3 separate regions of the Homo sapiens genome follow, and regions 1 and 3 are each linked to region 2. Evidence: chromatin contacts called from ENCODE Hi-C or POLR2A ChIA-PET data. All regions are on one chromosome and are shown on one strand. The core of a region is the stretch at or near the end of the contact, and the rest is flanking DNA. Distances in the headings are between cores, read along the strand shown. Region 1 holds the start of BRWD1 (bromodomain and WD repeat domain containing 1). Region 2 holds the start of TIAM1-AS1 (TIAM1 antisense RNA 1). Region 3 holds the start of VPS26C (VPS26 endosomal protein sorting factor C).

Region 1 (4,010 bases), core at 425-2,924, 7.8 Mb before region 2:
TGGCCAGGCGCAGTGGCTCATGCATGTAATCCCCAGCACTTCGGGAGGCCAAGGCGGGTGGATCACCTGAGGCCAGGAGTTCGAGACCAGCCTGGCCAACATGGTGAAACCCGTCCCTACTAAAAATATAAAAATATAAAAATTAGCCGGACGTGGTGGCGCTTGCCTGCAATTCCAGCTACTCGGGAGGCTGAGGCACAAGAATCGCTGGAACCCGGGAGGCAGAGGTTGCAGTGAGGTGAGATCGCGCCACTGCACTCCAGCCTGAGAGCAAGACCCTGTCTCAAAATAAATAAAAGCTTTTGCTATTTGGTGTAAATAAAAGCCAACTTGTACACGGTGCTTACTGTATACCAGGAACACAAATTCATTAAATCCTCACAACTTTGAGACAGGCACAAATATTATCTGTTTACTAGTGAGGAATTACCTACGGTTTACTAGTAAGGAACACTGAGACCCACAGGTTGTGACTTGCTCAAGGTCAAGCTGGTGGAGCCAAGACAAGGTGCAGGCAGTGAGTCCTGCCCTAGAGTCTGACCCGAACCACATTTAACGTCTATGTGGTGTGTAGGTTATTGCCATGAGTAAGAATCAGAATTGTTAACGCGCATTCCAGGAAGGCAGGGACACCACTGAGTGTTACTGCTGTACTTTAGGGGCCAGAGCAGGGCAGGCTGGATGCGCGGAGGAAACTCATAGTTAGGTCAGAAGCCTGGCAAGACAAGGGAATTTTCTGGTCGTCGTCCACCTCTCCAACCTCACATCCTACTAGTCTTCCAAGAGGATTCTAACTGCACATGACTCCCTAGTTTCCGGCTTCTCTTCCTAAGGAGGGTCTGCGGCCCGTCTGCACCACCCTCTCCCCACAGTCCCGTTTTCCTGTCCATGCTTGGATGGATCCAGCCGAGCCGTCAGCCGCAGCTGCGCGCTGCTCCCCCGACTCGCACCCCCTCGGCGAAGCGCTGCATTTTATGTAATTTTCTGCCGGGCTGCTGGCTTGTGGGGGATGTGGCTGGGTCTCGGCAGCCTTCAGCGCCGCAGACGCTCCGGCAACGCCAGCATACGAGGCCCCCGCCCCAGGAGCGCGGGTCCGGGCGGCGTTCCCCTCTGCGGGAGGCGCGGCGAGCCAATCCTCACTTTAAAAGCTTTCCTGTCCTCGAAGCGAGGGGTCTTCCGTGCGGGGCAAGACGCACTGGCCCCAGACGACCGGTCCGTGAAATGACCCTTCCGAGCGACCCGGAGCGGGCGACCTTGCCCAACCCGCGACTCGGGGCCCCTGCGGTCCCGCGTAGAGGACCCAGGTCCCACGGGGGGCGGCGGTGAATCGCCCCCTCTTGTGGCCGCGCTTCCGCCCCCGGCACCCGCCCGCTGCTGGGCCACCCGGCGTCGCGCTGCCGCCTCACAAAGCCCGGGCAGCCGCCTCATTGCGCGCAGGGATTCGGACCACGCGCCCTCCCCTCCCCCACTCGCTGCTGCGGCGCCCAGGTCTTTGCCTCCGCGTCACTTTCTCCTCATCGAGTCCCCGGAGGCAGAGAGCTGAGCGAGGTTCGCCTCCCCGGGCGGGACACGAGCTCCGGTCCTCTCTTGGCGCAAACCCCCGCCCCCCGCGGAGGGACTACTTTTCGTCTCCCGCGGAGGAACTACTTCCTCCCCCGCGGAGGCGTCGGTCCAGGCGGCGCGCACGGTATGGCGGCGGCGGCGGCGGCGGCGGCGCGCGCCTGAGAAGAGGGGACGCCAGCCCGGTCAGGCCTCGGCGCGGCCTACACGCTCCGCTCGCTCGCTCGCTCCCGCCTCCCGCCCCGCGCCCGGCCATGGCGGAGCCGTCGTCCGCCCGACGCCCGGTGCCTCTCATCGAGTCGGGTAAGACGCGAGGCCGTGCCACCCCCGCCCTGGCGCTCCCGGCTGCTTCGGCTTCCCCGGCTCCCCGGGCTCCCCCGGCTCCCCTGGCCCCGTCCCCCTCCCCTCCCCGCCGGGGCTTGACCTGACTCCTTGTCTTCCCGCAGAGCTGTACTTCCTTATCGCCCGGTACCTATCGGCGGGCCCGTGTCGGAGAGCGGCCCAGGTGAGTGCGGGCCCGCGGGCGGCTGCGGACTTGGCGTCCCCAGTGTCCCCGCCGCCGGGGGTCGCGGGTGGTGGGCGGGGGTGAAACGGGAGCGCCCCGGGCCCGACCCCACCCCTGACCGCGCGTCTCTCGGCCGCAGGTGCTGGTGCAGGAGCTGGAGCAGTACCAGGTCTGTGCGCGCCCGTCCCCGCGCTCCCTCGGGTTCCTCCTGCCGACCTTGCCCTGAGGGATGCTCGCCCGCGCCCCCCGCCCGCCGCCCGCCGCCCGCCCCCGGCCCCCCGCCCCCCGCCCCCCCCGCGCCGGAGGGGTGGTCACTCGTGTGCGTTTCGTGTCTTTCCAGTTGTTGCCGAAGAGATTGGACTGGGAGGGCAACGAGCACAACAGGAGCTACGAGGAGTTGGTGAGCATTGGGCACGTTTGCTCCCCGGGTTTTCCGTGCACCGCCCCCCGCCCCCGCCCCTTCCCCTCGCGGGGACCCCGGCCCGTGGGGTGCAAAGTGTGACCCGCACTGGGGGGCGGCCCGGGGATAGCTGCGTTCCCGGCTGAAGATTTTGTTTTGTTTTTGAGGCGGCCAGGTTTGTTTTGGCAGGAAACAGTCATTGGGGGCGGCGCGGGGCGGAGCGGTGGGGGCGACTCGCGGAGGTCCTGCGGCAGGGGTGGGGCTCCAGGTGCGGCCGCCTCTGCGGGGGTGTGGCGTGCGCAGCCAGCCATTCAACTGGGCGGTTTCATTCGCTTCCCCGCTCCACCGCGCTTGTAACTCGCGCTCTGATTGGCCTCGCTGCTCTTGCCCCGCCCGGGTCTGTCCCCCCACTTGTTCCCTAGGAATAGAATCATTGGTCTCTGAAGGTGGAGAAATGTTCTTGTGTTGAGCTTTTTATTTTTTGTTTTGTCAGCAGCGTCATAAAAATCTTGCAGCTGTATGAATATGCCACTGTAGTGCTTGTGCTCCTTTCTACTGTACAATATTTGTTGAACGCAGTAGTTGATTGATGAGTTTCACACTGATCTTGTAGATAACACAATAAAGTGCTTTAAATAGGCACTTTTCTTTTGAGCTCGGTTAATCTTGCATTACAGTCTCATTTCTTTTGTGAACTTGGTTAATGTTTCTATATAACTTGCTTTTATCTATAGTTACAGCAGTTGCAGGGATTCGTTTGTTTTTACTGGAGACATTTTTCAGGAATATATTTTTGCCGTTTCGTTATTAGGATAAAGGAATTCATTAATTGCCAGGCCATATTCAGCATCTTGTATAAGGAAAACAATTGAGAAAGAAAAGAGCTTCTGAGTGATCTTTTACCACAGTTGGAAGACCTGTAACACTTGAGTGGTAGAGTATGGTGGCAAGTGAAAAGAAGAAAAAAAAGTGGTAGAAGATTACTGGTTTTGAATTAGACAACAGAAGAGACCAGAGGATGTGTTATTTCCATGAACAGTTAACACTTGAAGCCTGGTGCAAGTAATAAATAATTTTAATATTTGCTTTCTTAGATTTTGAAGTAAACACTTTAACAGTGGATGTTTTCAAGGGAATGAGTTCTAAAAATTCTGATGGCAATGTGTTGAGTTTGACATTTTGAGATAGTTTATTTTTGTAAACGTTGAGGAAACATTTAAAGGATGCCCTCTTTTAGTTTTCTTCACGGATAATATAGCCTTATCGGTGAAGCGGAAAAGCATTACTGGTTATGACGCTGTTGTCGTGCTACCTGAGAGAAAATAACTTGAAACAAATGTAGTGCTGTAACTACTGGAAAAGTTACTTTTAAAATACATTTATAGGGGCTGGGTGCAGTGGCTCATGGCTGCAATCTCAGCACATTAGGAGGCCGAGGTGGGAGGATCACTTGAGGCCAGGAGTTCAGACCAACTCTTGTCTCCACAAAGAATAAGTAACAGAAAATTAGGCGGCTGTGGTGGTGCGTGCCTGTAGTCCCAGCTA
Region 2 (3,866 bases), core at 712-3,211:
TAGGGAAAAACCCTCTACTCATTTTCAAATATATGTATTTCCCCTAGATGGTGGCTTGTAACAGGTAAAGAAATGGCTCTTTGTCCTGGGATGAAAAGCTTCTCAAGGGAATTATTCTCCATTCCAAGCTGTTGGCTGAAACGAGGCTGGTTTTGGAAGGGGTGTCTTTGGAAAATCTCTCAAACTTGACTCAAAAACCTCCCTGTAATACTGATCATGGAACCTGGTGGACGCATCCGTTCAAGAGCTACCATGCTACCCATTCTTCTCAAACTGATGTTTTAGAAGCACTTCAAATCCTTAAAGCTCTTGCCTATAATTATAGCTCCTCTATAATTCATGGATTCCATGTTTTTTCAGTGCCCCAAATGTGCCAAACACTGTGCTAGGACTGGGATCCAGCAGGGAAGATAGATAAGATTCCGGCTTCCATGGAAGGCTGCAGTGCAACAGGCAACTTCAGCCCCGTGTCATACAGGCCTGTGAGGGGAGCACAGGGGGTGGAAGCACTGGAAGTGGAAATGTGGCATCTAACCTTGACAGGGTACAGGAGGCTTCCCGGGGTCTGTAAGAGCAGTAGTTCAGCAATGCCTACTGCATGGATGCCTTGGCGGCCAAGCTGGGATCTGAAGAAGGGTAGGAATTAGTGAAGTGAAGGGAGGGGCTGGGGGTTGACGTGTTCTGGGGAAAGAAAAGAGACCCAGAGTTGGGAGCGCAAAATGAGATTTTTCTGCTTAGAAGGATCATTCTGCAAAGTGGAGAACAGATTTCAGGGGGCAAGGCCTGGGACAGAAGGACGATGGGAGCCCTTTACTGAGGTCCAGGTGAGACAGGATGGGAGGAATGGGTTTGGGAGGTTAACAAAAATGGATGGGAGAGGGTTAAGAAGAAGGAGGAATCAGGGATGACTTTCAATTTTCCGGTTTAGGTTTATCTTCCACAGCGTGGGCAATTCTTTTTGTTTTCAACAAGATCACCCCGGGAGCGCAGACCTTCCCAGCTCCCGGGGCGAACACGTGTGTATGGAATCAAGGTGTAAGGAACATACATCCCAGCCTTTGTTGTAAATGGGGAAGTCTAGAGCTCTTCAGGAGAGGAGGAAGCTCCGGCCTCGTGTAGGGAAAGGTTTCGCTCGAGGCTGTACCGCCAGCGTCTCCGTTTCCGCGTTCTCCACAACCTTGCGAGAGGTAAACTGCAACTGTAGTTTCCGGATTTTACAGAGGAGCCCAGGAGGTCTGCGTGAACCCTGCCCGAGTCACTTACTCTGCCCAGCAGGTAAGCGTAAGGCCCAAACCCCACGCTGTTATTCCAAGTTCGCTTGCTGGGCACGGTAAGTGAACCCTGGGAGTCCTGGACTCTGGTGAAGGCCACCATGCCCTACCTGGAGGCTGCTCAGGGTCTAACATCCTCTAGCATCCACGGGAAGGGATTGCGTTAGGATTTTTTTCTCTCGTAAAAAAGTTCCTGTCTCCCCCTAGAGCCAGGCACACGCCTCCCGCGCCAGACCACTTGTCCCAGGCACAACATTTTTTGACTCTTCGCCTCCCCCGTTTCGATCCCCCTTCCTCTCCGCCTTAGGTGGCAGGAAAATCCTTTACCTCCGACCAATCCCACCGATGCCGAGCCGCGCGCGCGCGCCAACTAGAGCTCCGTCTGTGCACGCCATTGGCCACCTCCACCTATGCGAGATGACAGGCAGCTTCGCGGACCTATCGCCGAGGGAGGCAGAGGCCTCCGGCCCTCCCAAAGCTGCTTTGTTAGGGGCTCCCTGGTCGTCCCCCGGCCCGCCGCGCCTCCGCTGCCTGCGGGCGATCTCCCCGGGCCGCGCTGACGGAGCCTCGCAGGAAGGCATCTCTGGAGCGCGCGCCGCCCGCGCCCCTCCAGCCGCGCGCTCCGAGCCTGGCTGCGGCGCGGATACCCGGCGTGCGCCCATAGTCGCTCTACAGCCCAACTCCGAACGCCCCGCTCCTGCATCCACCGCCTCGGATTGGCTGGCCGGAGGCGGAGCGATTGTCAGGCGGCCCAATCGGAGCTCGGTTTCCCACGGGCTCCCGCGGCCCGGCCCCCGAGGCCGCAGGCGGAGGGGCCCTGACAGCTCCGATTGGCAGACCACGAGCGGGTTCGAGCGCGGCCGGCAGAGCAGCGCCGCCGCCGTCGGGCGCGCAGCTCTGCAGCTCCGCGGACGCCTTGGCGCCCGCAGCCCCAGGGGCACGGCTGCCCCGCATCGTGCCCGGCCCCGTCGCGGAGATCCCGGACGACCGTCGCGGGTGAGTACCGCGGGCCTGGGGTGCGCGGGCGTCCGGCCGGAGCCGCCCCGGGAGACGGCGGCGAGGATGCCCGGAGCCTCGGTGCCCGTGCCGGGCACGTTCTGACCCCCGTCTCCCGCACACTGGGGCTCCCGGCGGGTCCTAGCTCCCCCCGATCGGGCTTTCCACGTATTGTTTTCGTGTTCACACACTTGGGAGGTGGGGAGATGCGGGGAGGAGAGGCAGGAGGAGGCATCCCTCGCGCGAAGGAGGGAGACGAGACCGTGCAGCCCAGGTGCCTTCGCTGGATGGAAATGACAGCGTCCGGACGTCGGCATTCGGTCCTCTCGGCAGCAGGAGGTCAGCGCTGACCTGCGGCGGCCGCGGCACTTTGTATTTTATCGGCTGATTTTTGTCAACTTCGGGGAGGGCGTGCTTGTGCATCCTTGTGTCTATGTTTGCGTCTCGGTCCCTGACTTAGGCACCTCCGGGCCTGGCTTTTCGGCGACGCGTCCTGGGCGCTCACCTTGGCGATCCGTGCCGCCCTCGGGGCCGGGCTCACCGGGCGGAAAGCCCGGGGGCCGGCGCACGGAGCTGGGGACCCGCGACGAACCCCCGGAGGGGGGCATTAAAAGCGGAATCCTGCGGGTGCGCAGACAATGCCTCATCCGGGCGGTCGGGTCCCGGGGACTGTGCCCTGGGTCCCCGCGCCCTATCCCGTCCCCGCCTCGCCCTCTCACCAGCTCTGCCGCTGCGATGCTGCTGCGCCGCGCCCCTCGCCACCCGGCTGGGGACCCGCGTGGGGCCCGCTTTTGTTTACAGACCTCGCCATTGGGCGAGAGCAGCGCGCCGTGCGCCCCCCAGCCCCGGCGGCTGCCGCTTGCCCCCTCGAAACCTGGAGAAGTTGTTGCGCGCTGTCAGGTGACGCCCCCTCCCCCCGGCCGCGGGGCGGGATGCTGCAGGGGAAAGATGCCGTCTCGGCGCCTTCGCGCCCAGCCCCCGCCGCGCACGGCGCCTCTAGGTCCCCTGCACCCGGGGGCGCCCGTGTCCCAGCCTGGGGTCCAGGCTGGCGGCCCTCGGGGCGCCGACTCGGCCACACTCACCCGGTTCCAGTCGTCGCGTCTCCTGGTCTTGCCCCCGGGTCAGCCCTGGTTGACTCGGAGCCTGCCTTTTCCCGCGCGCTGGCAGGTCTTGAAGGACGTGCGCGAGCCCTTGGGGACACTGTGCAGTCTGTGCCCGCCTCGGTGACACCCGCGCGGCCCCGCAGGGCAGCTGTGCCGCATCCCGAGTCAGAGCCGTCCGGATCGGGTTACCCATGCACGCTGACTTGGCGCATACTTTGAGTTGGAGCAGAGGTTTAGAGCCTGTGCGCTGAGGTCAAACAAACCCGGGTTCCAGTACCTGCTCGGTGTCACTCACAAGCTGGGTGATCCCGGCCGAGCTATTCTATCTTCCTGTGTCTCAGTTTGCGCATCTGTAAAGTGGGGATAAGGAATAACCTCTAGGGGGGCGGGGCTTAAACGACCATATAGATTAACCTCAAAGCACAGTGACAGCCACGTATGAAATATTAGAGTCCTGTTGATTCTGTGTTAGAGGAAATCTGTAATAGAGGATGGC
Region 3 (3,835 bases), core at 1,274-3,773, 5.7 Mb before region 2:
TTGAAGAGGGATATAGCAGGGGAGAGAGGAGTAGCCACGGGGTGGTCTTCAGTCCAGCCCTTTTGTGTGGCAAAGATGTGTATTTCTCCTGGGTCAAATTCTTCCTATGCGGAAGATAAATGGTCCTGAGTGATCTTGCCTGAGAGGCTGAGTGTACTGCCCGGTGCTGACGGCGGCGGGGGCGGGTGATGGAAAAGATCTCCCATGGAACTGTGCGGCAGGGAGAAGGCCCCACCCGACCTCCCCATCTGTACCCCACGAAAGGAATTTTAAACGAGACAGTTACCAGAGAGGCAGGAATCAACTAAGAAAATTCAGCAGTGGCTAGTTAAGAGATATTTGTCTCATTTTCTCTCCTCTTCCTTATCTCAACACAGAAGCCAGGCCTTGCAGAGGTACGTTGAGAAGTGTCTGCATGCCAGAACCACGCTTTGCACCTTCCCACTCACACTAAGGGATTTAGGGTCCCACTTGAGACATGAGATCGACACTTTAACACGGTCTGATTTTTGGTAACTCAAATGGACCAGAAAGTTAAGGTATCATCTAAGGTGTGAGTGAGGGATGGAAAAGATTTAAAAGGATAGCGATTGGAGGCTGGGCGCAGTGGCTCACCCCTGTAGTCCCAGCACTTTGGGAAGCCGAGACGGGTGGATCATGAGGTCAGGAGTTCGAGACCAGCATGGCCAACATGGTGAAACCCCATCTCTACTAATACAAAAATTAGCTGGGAATGGTGGCGCATGCCTGTAGTCCCAACTGCTCGGGAGGCTGAGGCAGGAGAATCGCTTGAACCTGGGAGGCGGAGGTTGCAGTGAACCAAGATAGCACCACTGCACTCCAGCCTGGGCGACAGAGCGAGACTCCGTCTCAACAACAAAACAAAACAAAAAAACCAAGTATACAATGTTGATACATGTGTTTCTTTTCCTGTTTCTCTGCAGTGTCTACTGAGATTGATTTTTTACCACTTGAAAATGATGGGTGAGTCTAGCGGAAAGGGATCCACTTCTTGAATTCAAATAGACTAGACTGTGATTTTCAAGTCCCTAATGAATTGTTCTAAAATCGCTGAGTTTTGAATTGCCAGGAAAACATTGAAGACAGAGACCAAAGCCCTGAGGGCAGAGAGGAGCTGCAAACCAAGACCTGAATATTTGAAAATACCATTTATTAACCTTCAAATGCAATTGTAGCTGCAGCACCATCACTGCTGGCCTGTAAAACATTTTATATTCTTAAGAGGGAGGCATTCGTGATACTAATTCTTTTTACAGATAGTTTCTGATGTTATCCCAAAAGCAATGCACTTTAAAAAATAATGATCAGAATCAAAGAATTTAAACAAAAAGCAAAGAATTTAAACAAAAAGCACTTTTCACCGCATTATTTAATTAAATCATTTGTCAAAATGAAATTTGACCTTCTGCTTATTGGCAAAATCCTCATTTATAACATTTACAAGAGATTTTAACTCAATAAACGAAGTACGTTAACAGTGCACTGCCCTGCCCTGCAGTAACGCCCCCCACCCCCACAAACTGTATCTGGGGTCAGCTGTTGCTGGGAATAAAAATAATAGGCAGATTCACTCCAGCTTTCAGTCTTTCATTTGCAACCAATCTCCAAGCCCCAGAGCCTGGGGGCCGTGCCTTTCCACCCTTCACGCGGGGCGCACGGATCTGAATATTTAACACCCGGTTCCAGGACACGCGCCTGGGGAACACCCACAATCCCTCGCGGCCCGCGGAGCCCGGCTGGCGGGTGACCCAGCGCCCGCGGCTCCGAGAGGAGCGAGGTCACCCGGCGCTTCCCGAGACCTTGGCCCTAGGCCCAGCTGGCGCTGGGACGCGAGGCAACCGAGCCGCCGGCCAATCAGCGCTTTGCAGGACTAGCACGCAGGGGCCGCACCCCTGAGGGTGACCGGAACCGCTCCCGCGGGAAGGGCAGGGTGCGGCGCCTGGCCGCAGACAGACAAGGGGGCGCCGGCTCTTCAGAACCCCAGGGAGAAAGCGGTGGAGGGCTAGAGTTGAGGAGACTAAGGACATTTGAGGAGGGCAGGCATTACCAAGTTAAAACCTCCTGAAAGACAACTCCATTGGGCGACCGTCTGCGCCGCACAGCCTGACGGGAGCGTCATCCTTCCTGCGCAGGCTGCAACCGACAGACAGGCTCGGCTCCGCCTCCAGCCGCGGGGCACGCGGGGAGAGCCGTTCCTCCCTCCCTCCGCTAACCCGGACAGCAAAGGAGCATTTCCGGCGTAAGACTGTCCCTACGGAAGGGGTGGGGCTAGCTTGGCCCCGTCTTTCACGCCCAGAGGGGGCGGGGTGAACCGTGACAGCGCTTCGGCCCGCACTAAGGCCGGCTCTTGTGCCGGAAGGAGGAAGGCGTGGGCATTCGCCCCTCGGAGCTAGGGAGTGTGTGCGACGCCGCTGCGAGGTCACGTGAGCCACTGCCGGCAGAGAGGGAAAGGGGCGGGGCCCAGAACGAAGCGGGGAGGCGCCCCTTGTTTCCCTGGGGTCACGCGCAGCCGGAAGTGGCGGCTGCTGCGGAGAATTGGAGATGGGGACCGCCCTGGACATCAAGATTAAAAGAGCGAATAAAGTTTATCACGCCGGGGTAAGTGGGGGCTGGGGGTGGGGATGGAGGTGGGGTTGGGCGGGTCTGCAGGTTCCGCTGTCTCCATCGCTCTGCGCACGTCCCGCGTCCCTAGGCGGGGCAGGGCTGTCCCGCCAGGTGCGTCTCCGCCAAGGTGGGTGCGTTCCCGCCAGGTGCGTCCCCGCCAGGTGCTTCCCGCGCGAGGCTGGCTGCCCTGCGAGGAGGCCCCAGGGCAGGCGCCGCCGCCGCATCTGCGGGACGTGCAGGGCAGGCGCCCAGCTCCGGGGCTGCGCTCTTCCCATCTGGCCCCTTGAACACCCGGCGGTGTTGGGTTCTCAGGCTTGAGCTCCCTCAGTGAGCGCTGAGGGCGGAGGAGTTGACGACCAAACTCCCCTTTCCCTCTCTCCTAAGGTGACCGCAAAGGTCTAATGAACGAAAGCTAAAACAAACCTTGGAAGCAGAAATGGGTATGTCTGGCGGCAGCATATATTAGATGGTAGTCACTTTTAACAACATACTAACATACTACGAAAGTTACTGCTTTTTCTGGTTTTATTCTTCGACTGACACAAAGGAATGGCTATTAAAATGCAAGTATAAAAAAGTAAAATCTTGACTATGCCATTAACAGGTTTTGTGACATTGGCCAGTCATTTAACCTCCTTGGGCCTCAGTGTCCTTATTTGCAAATGAGGGTGTTGTAAGGTTCCTCTAACTCGGGGAATCTCAACCCTTACTCTACATCAGAATCAGTCATCCTGGAGAATTTTAAAATATGATTGCTTGGGTTCCACTCCCAGCGATACCGGTGATATATGTGCAGCTAGGGTTGAAATCACAGCCCCAACACTCTTTGGAATAAAATTGATCGCAGTGGTTGGTCATATTAATGCAAAGTAATCTCAAAAGGGACAGAATTTCAGACAAAGGTCTTGGATGGATGCTAAAACTTTTGGGCAAAAGACAACTAGGGAAGCCTGCTCTTATTTACACAAGCTCAAATGGTCATCCCCTTGATGGTTAATTACAAAGGGAAAAATCTGGCCCGCGCGGTGGCTCACGCTTGTATTACCAGCACTTTGGGAGGCCGAGGCGGGCGGATCACCTGAGGTCAGGAGTTCGAGACCAGCCTGGCCAACATGGTGAAACCTGGTCTCTACTAAAAATACAAAAATTAACCGGGCGTGGTGGCGGACGCCTCTAATCCAAGCTACCAGGGAGGCTGAGGCAGAAAAAT

The links. Hi-C counts contacts between places; a loop is a spot of excess contacts on that map. ChIA-PET counts read pairs that join two places held with the same protein, here RNA polymerase II (POLR2A). Pooled maps may share reads with other maps.
Region 1: a loop to region 2 is called in a map with no recorded cell type, with 9 times the contacts of the local background. The contact joins the promoter of BRWD1 here to the promoter of TIAM1-AS1 in region 2. A Hi-C loop is called at or near these places in 1 of 37 single-sample maps with no recorded cell type and 4 of 50 pooled maps. POLR2A ChIA-PET finds 5 or more read pairs at or near these places in 1 of 52 experiments (OCI-LY7).
Region 3: a map of CD4-positive, alpha-beta memory T cell shows a loop between it and region 2 (19-fold over the local background). The contact joins the promoter of VPS26C here to the promoter of TIAM1-AS1 in region 2. A Hi-C loop is called at or near these places in 1 of 168 maps with a recorded cell type or tissue (CD4-positive, alpha-beta memory T cell), 1 of 37 single-sample maps with no recorded cell type and 3 of 50 pooled maps.

The regions. Positions count from the first base shown.
Region 1 is chr21:39,311,296-39,315,305 of GRCh38, reverse strand. It overlaps BRWD1 (bromodomain and WD repeat domain containing 1), which reads left to right and starts at 1,674. Exons shown (of 41, transcript NM_033656.4): 1 at 1,674-1,863; 2 at 2,007-2,065; 3 at 2,205-2,234; 4 at 2,406-2,465. The coding sequence starts at 1,815. BRWD1-AS2 (BRWD1 antisense RNA 2) reads right to left here and starts at 1,399. Exons shown (of 1, transcript NR_111942.1): 1 at 391-1,399. RefSeq lists enhancers at 1-185, 186-881 and silencers at 1,191-1,360, 1,611-1,720, 1,791-1,850, 1,961-2,210, 2,401-2,480 and 1 more.
Region 2 is chr21:31,557,328-31,561,193 of GRCh38, reverse strand. TIAM1-AS1 (TIAM1 antisense RNA 1) reads right to left here and starts at 1,961. Exons shown (of 2, transcript NR_171013.1): 1 at 1,599-1,961; 2 at 707-1,177. It also overlaps a transcript of TIAM1 not described here. RefSeq lists a silencer at 1,613-2,242 and enhancers at 1,522-2,334, 3,148-3,866.
Region 3 is chr21:37,266,022-37,269,856 of GRCh38, reverse strand. VPS26C (VPS26 endosomal protein sorting factor C) reads left to right here and starts at 2,523. Exons shown (of 8, transcript NM_006052.2): 1 at 2,523-2,619. The coding sequence starts at 2,563. RefSeq lists silencers at 1,718-1,877, 2,618-2,927 and an enhancer at 2,418-2,477.